Linked DNA regions of Homo sapiens: region 2 is linked to region 1. Evidence: read pairs that join two places in POLR2A ChIA-PET (ENCODE). Cell type or tissue: GM12878. All regions are shown on one strand. Each heading gives the region's core, and the rest is flanking DNA. Links, peaks and the distances in the headings are about the cores only. Region 1 overlaps RYR3 (ryanodine receptor 3). Region 2 overlaps RYR3 (ryanodine receptor 3).

What was found. Peaks named below come from ENCODE experiments on the same cell type or tissue, not always from the same donor. Only the 100,000 strongest peaks of a DNase experiment are listed, where the experiment ranks them.
Region 2: POLR2A ChIA-PET joins it to region 1 with 8 read pairs; 3 of 35 experiments call an interaction of 5 or more read pairs at or near these places.

What each region holds. Positions count from the first base shown.
Region 1 is chr15:33,667,193-33,674,656 of GRCh38, reverse strand. It overlaps RYR3 (ryanodine receptor 3), which reads right to left. Exons shown (of 104, transcript NM_001036.6): 37 at 5,201-5,303; 38 at 4,101-4,238. Among named protein-coding and RNA genes, the nearest start is that of CHRM5, 300 kb to the left of the region's middle. In GM12878, for the core only: no CTCF peak of the experiment used is centred there; DNase peaks (open chromatin) are centred at 2,956 and 3,926.
Region 2 is chr15:33,532,699-33,540,162 of GRCh38, reverse strand. RYR3 (ryanodine receptor 3) reads right to left here. Exons shown (of 104, transcript NM_001036.6): 5 at 6,774-6,852; 6 at 701-813. Among named protein-coding and RNA genes, the nearest start is that of RYR3, 230 kb to the right of the region's middle. In GM12878, for the core only: no CTCF peak of the experiment used is centred there; no DNase peak of the experiment used is centred there; H3K27me3 peaks cover 168 bases.

The sequences.
Region 1 (7,464 bases), core at 2,136-6,135:
TTTGAGTTGCCTAGCCATACCCATTTCCTCCTTTTTCTGAAAGGTCCCTGTTTTCTTCTTTTTTATGAGCCTCAAGTAACCAATATTCAGTTGGAGGTCAAAAAGATTTGTGCCATAGAGCTGAGTGTGGAAACAAGTACGACATGTTCCCTGCATTAAGACCTGGTGAGGAAAACAAACACATATACAAGTACCTCACATAACGTGGAAAGTCATACATACACTACTAGAAATTCCACAATATGGAAGGGGTAGAGGGAAAAAGAATGAGTTTGAAAGACTTCACAGAGGAGGTGTTTGTGTGTGTGTGTGTTTAGGGAGAGGCTCTTTGGAGAGAATTTAGAGAAGAGGCTTAGAAATACTGCCTGAGCTCTGCAGATGTACTTACTACTAAGTTATCTCACTTTGCATGTGCGTATTTGTGTTGAGGGGCTAGGACTTATTTCGTATAGATGTTTTCTTCTTCTCAGCACTAAACATGCTACAGCATTTAGCTGGGAGAGAATTTTGGTTTAGGGCTCCTAGGCTGTTCAGTGAATAGGCAAGAGGTAACATACGTAAGGACTTTGGGGCTTGACAGGTTCAAGGTCACCTCCAGTTCTGGTCTTCATTAGGAGAAGAGTGGCAGGGGAGAGCAGGCACTATTCAAGGCCAAGAGTGCCACCTAATCTCTGCGAGAGGTAACATTCTGTGGCAAACAGCACAGGGCTAAAGACAGAAGAGGGATGTTCACCTCCTTCAGAAAGACTCAGCCATGCTCACCTATAACTCAGTTCTTAACCGATGCCACCCAAAGCTGAATTGCAATGGGTCATCTCAAGACCTCTAAGCATAGAGATAAGATGCCAGCGTGGAGCTTCCTTCTCCCATGGGGAAAGCATTCAACAAATGGCAGAGATCAAGAATTTACCGAATTTTAATCTGTAAAATTTGACAGATGGTTTTTATTTTGTTAATTTTAGAATTTAGGAGAAATAGATGGTCAGCCTCTTCTGGAAGAATAATTCAATGCCTATATATTTACATTGAAGGAAATGCTGCTTAAACTGCAGCGTTGGAAAAGTACTGGCCAGAAGGAACAAGCAAAACATTTTCTAGGGAATTTTCTGGATGGAGATACGAAAAAAAAGTGACTTAGTACAGTGGCTACTATTGTTAGATTTTTTCACTTGTTCATTATCATTTGATCCTTTGATAATATTGTAACAGCTTTCATTAACAATATGGCTTGGAGTTAATTTAGGCAAATCCCTTCAACATTGAGCCAGCTAGCAGATTTCAGAATGTGAGTTTCAGGACACTGTTGCTCTCTCTTTCCTAGAAAAGTTGTGGCTTCTCTGCAGGTCATTGGCCAACATCAACTGCTCACAGCAGAGGGACTGCGGGGTGAGCCCACCACCACCTTATCTGAAAATGATTCAGATCCTTGGTTTGGTGAACTTTTAAATGTTAAAACATTGAATTCCGTTGGGTTCAGATTTTGAGTCAAAACAGTGAGATATCTCACAGATGTAGTAGGCAAGATAAAAAGAGTGATTTTAAAAAGCCATTCCAAATGTGTTTGTAGCTCATGGTATGTATGCTGGTAAGTTCTTTGGCAAGGGTACAGTGGAGAAGCACAGCACAATACAAAGAGACAGAAGACCTGCCTTCAAGCCATAGCTTTACTCACTTTACGTACCTTAGGTTGGTGACAATCAGACACCCGGACGTTTTTCTGGAACGGGTAAGGGTAGAAAGAATAAACAAGTACCCCTTAATTCTTCTGAGTCCTGCTTCCCCCAACTATACAATGGAGGAGTGTAGAAAACTAACAGCAGTAAATGAATATGTGTGGAAGTATTCAGTAAACTGCCAATTCATTGTATAACGTTTCTAACACTATCTACACTTTTATTATTTCATCAAATGCAAGGGTAATAGAAATCAGATACGCAATAGCATGAACAAAATTACCAATAATTTAAAGGATTTTGACCCTTTAATGCATATGGTTCTGTAATCAGCAACCTTGTCTCCATCTGATCATATTAAAAACAATTTATGGGGGTGGTGGTTGTTAAACCACTCTCTAGAATTTATTTTAAAATGCCAGGCTTGAGTGAGGGGATTCATCATGTCTGGAACATTCAGCAGAGAAGCCAAACATGCCTGATCACCTCAACCATTTCGTCTATTTCTGGGATCCCAAGATAGAGTACTTATGACACGAAACGTGAACCTCTCATAACTCCTCCTGTGGAAGGGAAGAAGCATGAGGTGAAGACACGCAGTCTCATACAGGGCTGGCCTCTCGGGTGTGCGTGTTTTGCCAAGACAGACAGAATGTGGTCTGTGTGCCTGAGGCCTGAGGTAGCGGGGCTGCAGACTGCAATCCTTGGTGCCCGAACACCATTCACAGATGTAGGGGGAGGCTTCACAGAGGCAGGTGACAAGTGACTTCATCTGACTGACTCCATTTACCTCACATGAAATGGTCACCTGGTGGGACCCCACCCCCCGCCAGCCATGACAAACTCTCTGTTAAAAAGAAGGTGGGAAAGGGCCAGCTGTGGTGGCTCATGCCTGTAATCCCAGCACTTTGGGAGGCTGAGGAGGGCAGACTGCTTGAGGTCAAAAGTTCGAGACCAACCTGGCCAACATGATGAAACCCTGTCTCTACTAAAAATACAAAAATTAGCCAGACATGGTGGCGCATGCCTGTAATCCCAGCTATTTGGGAGGCTGAGGCAGGAGAATCGCTTGAACCGTGAGGTGGAGGTTGCAGTGAGTGGAGATCACACCACTGCACTCCAGCCTGGGTGACAGAGCAAGACCCTGTCTCAGGAAAAAAAAAAAAAAAAAAAAAAAAGAAAAAGAAGGTGGGAAAGAAGCAACCACTTTCAAAAGAGACTCTCAGCAGGTGATATAGGAGACATATGGGTAACTCAGCCTATTTTCAGTTCTCCTTTGGCGGTAACCACAAAGGGAGCCTAAACTCACGTTTTTGTGGCTTTAGAGTGCTGCTGGCACATCCTCACAAAAGACCCGCCCTTTCCAGAGTGACTGATGGAACTACCCTATCAAGGGTTGCCATTGCCAAGTCCCCCATACACTCTTCCAGAGGTTTCAATACTTCCGATGACAAATGGTGAGATTTGTTCCCTTCAGAGATATTCTGACAAAGTTGAAAGGTCGATATAAAGGGCAGTAAGGGCAGTAAGATGTATGAACCCCAAAGTAGTGTTTTCAGACAAACTGATCCTATCTTGACAGTCAATTGCTCTAGTCTACGATTTGAAAGGGTGTTCCAAGATGGATAGGAATAGGTAACAAGATAAAAAGCAACGATATTAAACCTGAGAAATTCCTTCTTCTTTAAACAAATGATAAATTTGCTGAATCTGTACCAAGGAGTAGACTGATTATATATAATACTCAGACAAGACAATCTTCCTCTTGAAATTTCATGTCCTAGAGATAGTCTAACAGCCCTGCAGAACAAGTTATAATCTTGTTTCATCATGGGTCAAAACGGTAGGAGTCATCTATAGTATAAGGATTAGAGAGATAAATCTAGACAAAGCTCGGCATTGTTGAAAAATAGGAAGTCAAAGTTTCTAGGATGCTACATTTTCAAAAATCATACCCCAAATCCAAAAACAACCCCCCCAAACTCATATCCTATATCCTTTACAAACTCTCTTTTATTATTATTTTATTTTCTCTCTGGGGCAATTTTCAATGCTAAGGAACCACAAAGGGAAGTGACAGAAACAATAATCGTTAAGAAACAATAATGGTTAAAAGAGGAAGACTATGGAAACCTAAAAGAAGAACAGACATGTATTTACAGGCACCTCTAAGTAGAACACGACAGCAAGAACAGACACCAAGCAACCCATCTCAGGTTTCAGGACAGTATGAAAGTAAGTTTCTTCAATCAGAAGAAAGGCAGAACCCAAAATACGTAACTGAACCACCAGCAATTATAACATACTGCCCAGATGCTTTCTTTGAAGTTAAGCAGCCCCTATCTATCTTACAGTATTTGTTTAAAAAAAGTTACATTAATTAAGTCTTAGAAGAGCACACTGTCATTTAAAGGCAATGTCACTTACTGGGGCATCTCTCCTCCTCCTCCGTCGGCTGCTCCTTCTCTGGCTTGGGTGGGCCTTTGATTTTGTAAACCAAGGCACAGAGTTTTCCTGTCCAGGAGGTGTCCTCCTCCTCCTCTTCCTCTTCTTCCAAAGGAACCCCTAGCAAGCCACAGAACAGGGTGAAAATCCAAAGCAGTGCATGAAACCATCATAGTGTCACAAAGAACATTTAAAAAACTGCTTCCCATCCTTCTGGAACTTTCTAAAGATACTACAGGCTTTCTAAAGATACTATTCTCGTGAATAGTTACCTATCTTATAGCTTTTGAAAAAAAAAATATTGATTTCCTGTTTATCAGAACAACAAGTAAGTTTAATCCTAAAACATGTGTTTTGAATCTGTACCCCCAAAACCTCTGAAAGAGTGTAAGGGGGATTACATACACTCTTATAGTGTTGAAACCTCTGGAAGAATGTTTGGGGGACGTGGCCCTAGAATCTGTAGAAGAAGTTAACAATGAGTTATTTCAAATGAAAAGCTTGTCAATTACCCATATATTATTAAACCTACCCATGTACAAGCAACACAAATGCTGAGAGCTGCTTAAAACCAGTAGGTACGTATCCAAGTAGAGATTGCTGGCTGAGAAGCCTTAAGGGCAGAAGTTACTAAACACACACACACACACACACACACCACACACACCCACACACCCACACCCCCCCCCCCCCCCACACACACACACCCCTAATAGCTAAAAAGCAAAGAGATCAGAATCTTGTCTCACCTGGAAGCTGAGAGTCCCAACTAACTTTAAGCAAATTAGGTGAGGTTTATATAAGGATCAGTTGTCTTCATTCTTTTGCTAGAAACCCTGTTTCCTCTCTATATCTCAGCACAGGCTCTTTTAGGTAGAAGGAATTTTGGTCATATATTCTGTCAGGGTTACTTCCTGTATCTTTTCTGACACAAGTAGCTAGGATAGTCACGTCTTGAAAGACAGTATTGCAATTTTAAATACAAAAATAACTTCCCAACCTCCCACTAGCTTTCTAATGAAGGAATCAAAAACAGACTCTTCTTGTAAAAAAAGGACAAAGCCTTTCTCTGGGCAGCTTACCACAGTGAAGGAGAAGGTCCTCATGGAAATCATACAGCTCCTCCCGAATCTCCTCTGGGCAGGGGCAGTTCTCTCCCAGTTGAAAGTTAAGCAGCATGTTGATCTTTGAGAGGCAAGAGAAGAATAGCTAGTTGGTTCTCAATGTTGGCCAAGGGAACTCAGATCCTGCCTTAGACAGACACTTACATTCTTTTCAAATTTATTTTACTTAGTGATTTTTTTTTTTTTGGTAAAAGTGGCCAATATTTACAAGTAGCTTTCACCTTTTCCTGATTCTAAAAGTAACTTATTAATTGTATAACATTTGGAAAATACCTAAATAAGAAAATTTACTGTGATTCCACCACCCCGAGATAACTACTGTTAATATTTTAGCTAATGTCTTCCTGACATTATGTAGGTATACGCACAGAATGGGATCACATTCCAGATACACCTTTTAAAAACCAGAGTTTTCCACTTAATGTTACTTGAACATTTTCTTACTTTCTTAATCCAATTTTTAATAGGTGCATTGTAATTATATGGAAGAATTATAATTTATGTAAAATTAACTCTGTTATGACATATTTGTTTCTATTATTTGTCCTTATAAAGCTGGTTTGAGTTTCCTTTAAAATAATTTTTTTTCATGTCTCTGATTATTTTCTTAGAATAAACTCCCAGAAGCAAAATGACTAGAGGAACAGGTTTGCATATTTTAATGTTTTTTTATATGAATTTACAAATTGCCCTTCAGAAAGCTTACAATTTGCATTATTAACAAGTTTATACAAGTGTGTATTACTATGCCATCTTCGTTACAGTAATAAGAGTTAACACATTTTCAAATATTTTCAATTGAATGGGTGAAAAATGTCCTATCCCTGTTGCTTTAATTTATGCTTAATTGGTGAGGTTGAAATTTGTTTTTTCACACATAAAGATTAATTTTATTTTGTATTTCATAAATTTCCCATCCATGTTTTTCCTCTATTTTTCTACTGGGTAATTATCTTTAAAAAATTTGCCCCTGAGTGCTTTGGACACCTCTAGATTTTTAACTTTTTATATACTTTTATACTCTACATGTATTGGCCCAGCTTTTGGTCAGCTTTTAATTTTGTCTACAAGTTTTTTTGTTTGTTTGTTTGTTTTTTTGAGACAGAGTCTCGCTCTGTTGCCCAGGCTGGAGTGCAGTGGCACAATCCCGGCTCACTGCAAGCTCCGCCTCCCGGGTTCACGCCATTCTCCTGCCTCAGCCTCCCGAGTAGCTGGGACCACAGGCGCCCGCCAACACGCCCGGCTGATTTCTTTTTTTTTTTTGTATTTTCAGTATTTTTAGTAGAGAGGGGGTTTCATGCCAATCTATCATTCTTTTTAGTTTTTGTCTCAGGGATTTTTTTTTTTTTTTCAAGACTGAGTCTTGCTTTGTTGCCCAGGCTGGAATGCAATGGTGCAATCTTGGCTCACTGCAACCTCCACCACCTGGGTTAAAGTGATTCTCCTGCCTCAGGGTGCCGAGTAGCTGGGATTACAGGTGCGCACCACCGCACTCAGCTAATTTCTTGTATTTTTAGTAGAGATGGGGTTTCACCATGTTGGCCAGGCTGATCTAGAACTCCTGACCTTGTGATCCACCTGCCTTGGCCTCCCAAAGTGCTAGGATTACAGGCATGAGCCACCGCGCCGGGCCTGACTCAGGGATTTTTAGTAGTTTTTGTGCTATGGACCCCTCTGACAGTCTGGTGAAACCCATGGATTGCTTCTCTGATTAATATTTTAAATGCACAAAATAAAATACATAGGACTACAAAGAGAAATAATTATACTGTAATACAGGTATCAAAACTATAGAAATCAAATTTGTGATGTAGTAACGTATGTACTTATTAACTCATTAGAGAAAATGATCTAGTGGCAGGTCTTATATCTATCCACTGTGGTCTTGAAGTAGTAAGGAATGAAAATGATCTTTCTAGATACCGTAACCACTGTAATGTGACATGAAAAAATGTGCAATTTTGGTTGGTGTCAAAGTCAGGTACTTGTTTTGCTGCCAATATTAAAATAAGAAAAGAAATGCTATCAGAGATCAGTGAAAATAAAGCTGTCATTCATTTTCCACTCAGGTTCCTGGATCTCTGAATTCTGCCTATAGGGCCACGACCCCAGGTCATTGAACACCTGGAGTGACAGAAGAAATAACCAGAGGTAAACATTTTGCTGCCTCAGCCAGGATAACCCAAACTCCTTTTGTTTAGGATTTCTAGGTTGGAAAAATT
Region 2 (7,464 bases), core at 1,424-5,423, 130 kb after region 1:
ATAATGGGAGTTAATGTGCATATAGCGCTTGGGGCATTTTAACAGTTTGCTGGATGCAGCACCATCATCTAAAAGAATAACAGGTTAGTTCCGGACACCATGATCACGTGGCAGCAGACAGTATTTAATCATCCCTCGAGTGCAGTTGACTATTGAACAACACGGGTTTGAACTGCACAGGTCTGCATATACATGGATTTTCTTCCACCTCTACTCCCCCTGAGACAGCAAGATCAACCCCTCCTTCTCCTTCTCTTCCTCCTGTTCAACGTGAAGATGACAAGGATGAAGATCTTTAGGATGATCTACTTCTACTTAATAGACAGTATATATACTTTCTCTTCCTTATGATTTCCTTAACATTTTTTCTGTCTTCCTTTATTGTAAGAATGCAATATATAATACATATATCATATAAAATATGCTTTAACAGGCTATTCACATTATCAGTAAGGTTTCCCATCAAAAGTAGGCTACTTCTTATCAAAAGTTAAGTTTTTAGGAGTCGAAAGTTACACTTTAATTTTTTATTGTGCCAGGGGGTCAGCATCCCTAACCCCTACATTGTTTAAGGGTCAACTCTATATATGTAAAAGCATCTTATTCTATCCAACCTGCTGTGGCTCAGTTCTTCATGGCCATCTATTCCTAAAGGAAAAATTTCTGAAAACAGAAGACTCTTATATTATGAGGTACTTACAAGGTATCTTTCAGAGGACACGCTGACGAGGATGAGGTCATCGCCAATTCGAACTTTCTCTCCTTCGGACCTCTGTTTGGAAGCAGGATGTATAGTCCACCAACAGGCTTCTCCTACATGAAGGCTCCTTGAGTTAGTCATTGCTTCACAGAAGCCAGTGTCCCTAATTTTGCTCCTTGTTCTCCTTCCTCTTAGGACAACCCTTCACGTGCACACAACAAGTGCACATTCCAGACCTCAACTTCTGTTGGTCTCTAACCGTTCCAGACAGCCCCCCATCTGCTCTTGACTATGTCTGTCATTTTCATTTTCCCTAGAGACAGAAAAACAGTGTATGGAAAGGAGTATTGGAGGCCGGAAACTATAGCGGCCTTTGAGTATTTTTAATGCAAATAGGAAAAATGCTTTTTATAGTCTTTCAAATTTCTGTTTTGAGAATTGACTCCAATCAAGACCACCAAGAATAAATAAATAAATAAGAATCTATGTCATTGGTCTACTGCACACTTACACACTTTCATCTTTGTCTCCCCCTGTCCTAAGGGAAGCTTTTTTAAAGGCTTACATCTGCAAGGACTCAGACAATAAGTGAGAAATTGATAGCAAAGAAGATAAATTGACATTTTGGAAAAAGGAAAGCAGGTGGAAGCTTTTAGCCAATAAAAAGTGAAAACCCAGGTCTTTCAGTAAGAAAATGGAGATGAAGAAACCATCAATAAAAAGCCAATTCCTGCTGCAGAATCTCAAGAAAGTCCCTGGACTTGGAAGCACCAGCTACCTGCGAAGGCAGAAAATGGGTTGAAAACGGGACTGGTGGAAAGGTTGAAAAGGACATTCAAATCCCTGATGCCTTTCCCTGCCCTGAACAGCCAGAAGACCTCTCCTCCTCCACGCTATAGAAGATTAGAAGTTTAATCCATGGAAAAGCCAACTACCAAGGGTGGTCTGGTTTTGGAAATACCAGACATTGTCAAACAAAGAAGTAGAGTCTTGCTGAAAACAGAATTCAAACTTTATACCCTGATTAGTAAAACCCCAGCTCCTTTCCCTCCCTCCCTCCACCCAAATTTGAGGATCACTCTTTAGGGAAGCCAAACTAGCTAAGATAAAACATACTGTGGCTTTAGGTCACCAGTGAAATGCTCAGGTCTCTGCCAGATGACCTAAAAGTGAGGCTTAACAGACAACAAGCCTCAGCCAGCTTCTAGTCAGCTTTTACTGCCTTGATGAGAACATGAATGAAGACCAAGGACCACCTGACAACCGAGGAAGGTCTCTAACAGGAACCACAGAAACAAAGTGAAAAGAGAAGAGACTTGGAGAAAGCAAAGATTATAAAGAACAAATGAAAACTTAAAAAATCTTATAATTAATAATCTCAGAGGACATTCATGAAACAGCTATATTAGTATCTATGAAGGATCCCTTCCAAGGAAAAGAAAAATACTCACTGATCCTGGAAAAAAAAAGAAAAGAAAAGAAAAGAAAAAGGTGGTGGGATAAAGCTGAAAAATTCTTCCAGAAGGAAGGAAGACAAAAAACAGAATTATCAAAAAACCAACCTAGAGGAATTCCAGAGAGCAAGAACTGAAAAAGAGAGAGGAAATTAACAAAGAAATACTATTAAAGTTTTTTCAAAGCTGAAAAATGAGCATTTCCAGATTGAAAGAACCTACAGAGTCCCTAACACAGTAGAGATTAGAAACCCACTCTAAGGTGCATTCCAGTGAGATGTCAGAACAGAAAGAGGCCACGCCAAGACACATCGCTGTGGAATTTCAGACACCAAGGCACAAGAGACGCTCTTAGCTGCTTTCAGAAAATAAAAGCAAGTCACACACAAAGGATAAGAAATCAGAATGTAGACTTCTCAACAGTCAGACCACTGGCTAGTAGAAAGCCTTCAGGAAGCTGAGGAAAAAAAATTTCCAATATAGAATTACAGTAAAGTGTGTATGACTTGTGAAGCTGTAATTAGGAAATTTTCAGACAAAAATTTAATCCACATGCATCTTTTCTGTAAAAGTTACTAGATAATGTGTTCCACCACAGTGAGGTGGTAAACCAAGAAGGCAAAAAACAAACAAACAAACTAAAAAACCAGAAAACAAAAACCAACCCTGTCAGATCTAATAAACATGGAATCTAGGGCAAGGCAACAGAAATTCCCTAGATGATGGCTGATGTTTCTAAGAAGATGAAACTGAGAGAACAGATCATGCAAGCGAATCTAACCAGATTTTCACTTCTATAGGAAAGTTTGAAAATGAATACATGATTGGGTCACAAAAAAACTAAGCAAACAAATAAGGCAGTTATTAACTATTGGAAAACTCTAAAGTAATACAATAAATTACCTGGTCAGAATATATTATGTGGCTCATTTGCAAATAAAAGTTACAGTTATAGCAGTGAAAGTAGTTAATATTGATTTGATAGTTAAATAAAATAGATGAAAATCTATTGGAAGGATGGGAAGAGTGGAAGAAAAGACAGGGAAGAGTGAAATAAAAGCAAAATTTTTATCAGGACATCCACAGTTAATGCATAATCTAGAAAGAATTTTAAAAAGCATTGTTTTAATATGTATATTATAAACAAGTGGTAAACAATACTAAAAGAGCTGAAAGTAGATGCCCCAGAGAGGCAAGCATCCAAAGGAGGGAGGGCAGGAGACTGGTGTTTATAATAAGCTCAGGAGCACTATTTCTCTCTTTAATCTATGTGTGAGTACTACTTCAATTAAACTAAACATGACATGACAAAGAGGTTGAGCTCTACATTTGAAGGGGAAAATGTTGTATGCATCTTTAATGTTCTCTGAGACCACCGAAGGGTGTCCATGATGAAGGGGGTCCTGAAGAGGAACACACAGAAAGAGTACTTTGCTTCCCTGCCCTCTCCCACACTCTGGAGCCAGGGATGGAGCTGTCCCTGAAGCAGTGGGATGGGCCAGTCCAAAGCCGTAAAATACAAAATAACACTTTTAGTGTGGGTATGCTTTAAACATTTCTTTCCTCCTAAGTCTAAATTCTAAAGCTATATCTAAATCCTAAAAACAAAACAATTAAACAACTTTAAAAGGAGACCAGAATAAGTAATTTTACCCAAAATCAAGGATAAAATGATCATCAATTCTGTGTTAAGTGTGAGAATGTACAATTCAATGTGTTGGGGAAAAATGCTAGAATTGTTCAAGAAACTGCCCCCAAACTTTCTCCTCATATTCTCCTATAGTTTCAACTCCACTACTGGGCAGTTTACTTGTTTACAACTCTGAAGGGGTTTCTGAGCCAGAAGTGCATTCAGAGAACTAGCCAGACAGGAACAGGGGACCCTTCTGTTGGATTCCGTGTGAACCTCCTCCTGCAGTGAGGAGAATCTCCAGGTAATGCTGAACCTCATCTGAGTTGGAGGTGCATCCTCCTTGTCCCTCACAAACGCCAGCTAGCTTTCTTCAAGGAGAATATCACATGAGTTTGGGTGAGAGATGCAAAACAAACGTAAGTTAGTTTAGGCTCTAGGTTTTCATGAAGACCTAGTCAAGCCTTCTCTCCCTGTCTTCCGCCACAGGTAGCTTCTCAACAGCCAGCTTGAATATGGGTTAGTTCTATGTGTTTGCCTTGTCTGTCAACAGAATTCACACCTAGTCTGATGTGTGAATTTCATCAGTTTAAAAACTGATGAAAAGAGTAATGTTGCCGCTGTTGTTTCCCTTTATTTTTATTTAAGGCTCTAACAATTAAAATAATTCTCTGAACACTTGACTAAAAAGCGGTGTTTCTCAATTTCTTTCCAATCTCAAAAAGTATCAAGTTATTTTACTGATATAAATACAGTGACCATATTTGACTTTTCTGATCATATTCTTCAGGATTGACAGTTGGTCTATATTTAGAAAGAAGTGTATATTCAGAGTGTGGCACTTCACTCACTTTGTAATTTCCAGCAAGGTCGACAACACCTTAGAGGAAATTATATTTTAAGACTAACACTTTGGCTGAAAACAAAGAAACTTTAAATCAAATTCAAATCTAATATTATTTTAGGAAAAAAGCCATAATGGGCAAAGGCGGGGCCACTTTTTTGCTTGGTACAAAAACAGGAAGAGGAAGAAAAGAGCAAGAGGTTCCCTCAGGCACTCTCAGGACACCATTGTGCAAGACATGGAAACAGCAAGTACACACGGTTTGGATGCTGGATTTTTTTTTCTAGATCTATAAAATTAGGCAACCTGGATCCTTCCATTATGAACTGACCTAGCTTTAGAATAACAACATAGGCTCTTGTCTTTCTTTGGCTACCCAACATTGGAACCCTCTTCCTATTTAAGGGAGAATGTCATATTACAGACTGTATTCAAATTAGACTTTTCCTGCAGTGTGCCCTAACCTGTTTTCTCTTCCTTGGTCTCTGTTCCTACCCAATTTTCAAGCCTGAGGCTCCAGATTTAGTGAAGGCTCTACCAAACATCCTTCTAGTAAATTCTTATTCTTACTGAGTTAACCTGAATCAAGTTCTCTTGTTTGCAACAAAGAATCCTGTTTGGTACCTAGCCCAACCTCTAAATGGAGCAGAAATTCCACATGTAATGCCCTTGACGGATGGTCAGATTGTTCATGAATATTTTTAGCCACAGGGAGCACCCGATATCCCAAGGCCGGCTGTTCTCCTGCTCATTAATTGCTGATGTTCCGAAGTAGTTTTCAAAATTGATGTGAAATGTGCCTCCTTTCAACTCCTACCCACTGCTCTGTTGGTCTTTGGAAGAACCCCAGCAAGTCAGCATCTTGTTTGATATTACAACTTTGAATATCTGTAGATTATTATCTTAGTCCTCGGTTCTTTATTTTTGGTTTCCAGTGAGAACCTGTGCCATCCTGGTCAGCATTTTCAGCACCCACCTTTTAACTGTCAATATTTTTGACTATACTAAAAAAAAAATAATAATAATCCATTGGTTCCCAAAGTATATGATGTATATCATTGGTGGGAGGCAATTAAATGACACTGACAAATACAGTGAGAAATTTATTTTCAGTTTTACTACTTTTTTCTTTCGAGACGAAGTCTCGCTCTTCTCCCCCAGGCTGGGGTGCAATGGTGCGATCTCGGCTCACTGCAACCCCTGCCTCCTGGGTTCAAGCGATTCTCCCACCTCAGCCTCCTGAGTAGCTGGGATTACAGGCGCCTGCCACCACACCCAGCTAATTTTTGTACTTTTAATAGAGTCGGGGTTTCACCATGTCGGCCAAGCTAGTCTCAAACTCCTTACATCAGGTCATCCGCCAGCCTCGGCCTCCCAAAGTGCTGGGATTACAGGCATGAGCCACCGTGCCCGGCCCATTTTTACTACCCTTTTAAACCTTCTGATGCTTTCAAATAAAGTTTTACATTTGGAACTAGTGTATCATTAACATGTTATAATATTTGTCAACATCTCTTCAATTACTTAATGACATGGTTTTCATTATTTTACTTTTATGGCAAGCAAAAACAGTTTATACTTACGGCAATAAGTTTTGTCTGTAAAATTTTAAGTACAAAAGTAATTAAATTTAAATAAAATCATAAAGTAAATGATATTATAAAGGATACAGTGGAATGGCAAAATCACGATTATAGATGTCAATAACATTTGGAAAACACTACTTTAGACATAGCTTGTTCATTGCAGAACAAAATAGGACTACTCCTTTGATCTAGACACTATATTTCATTATTTAAGCCTTTATTACGACACCTTTATTTTTTGGCAGTCATTTAGTATCATTGGTTCTTATCACAAATGATTTGTTCACTTACTTTCAATACCTAACAACGTTAAAGATTTGTTTTTCTTTGAGATTCTGGCTGACTGTGGTAAAAACATTATGTTCTCCTTCATTCTTAGTTTCCGTGTTTCCATTACACATTCTTTCTCTAGTTCATTATTCTGCAATTTTTTTTCAGACCTATTTCTTAACCAGGTTGGTTTGGAATCCCAAATGAGTAACGCATTCAGGGTCCTTCTCAAAAGCCCCTTAGCCCAAGACCCCCGCTGAGCTCAAGAGATCTGGGAATGCTGACTCACCTGTGGCATGTTCCCGTAGACCTACATCAAAGGCAAGTTTGTCTGTCTGGGATCTTGATGTAGTCAAGCATGTTAGATACTGTGAAAGAAGAGCAAATACTAGTGAAGTCACACTCTTCCATTGAGTCTTGGTATCTTACCACTAGTTAGCTTCTAGTTAAGTTCAACAATGAGCTACTGTGAAGACAGCTCTATTTATCTTGTTCATTGGAAAGTTAATTGGTAAATGCCTTAATACAATACTTTCATTTTTAATTATTATTATTATTTTTAGAGTCAGGGTCTCATTCTGTTGCCCAGGCTGGAGTGCAGTGGCACAATCCTAGCTCACTGCAGCCTCAGACTCCTGGGCTCAAGCAATCTTCCCACCTCAGCCTCCCAAGTAGCCAGGACTACAGGTGTGTGCCACCATGCCCAGCTAATTAAAATAAATTTTGTGGAGATGTGGTCTATCTATGTTTCCCAGGCTGGTCTTGAACGCCTGGCTTCAAGTGATCCTCCTGCCCTGGCCTCCCAAAGTGTTGGGATTACACATGTGAACCACCCTATGCCCAGCTGAAAATACTTTTACAATACACTTAAAACCTCAAAGATGCTCTTATCTGATGACTCAGTAGTTAAATGTATAGAACTATATGTTATAGAAATGAGTTAGAAATATTAAAGATGCCTTAAAGATGTTGAGAAACTT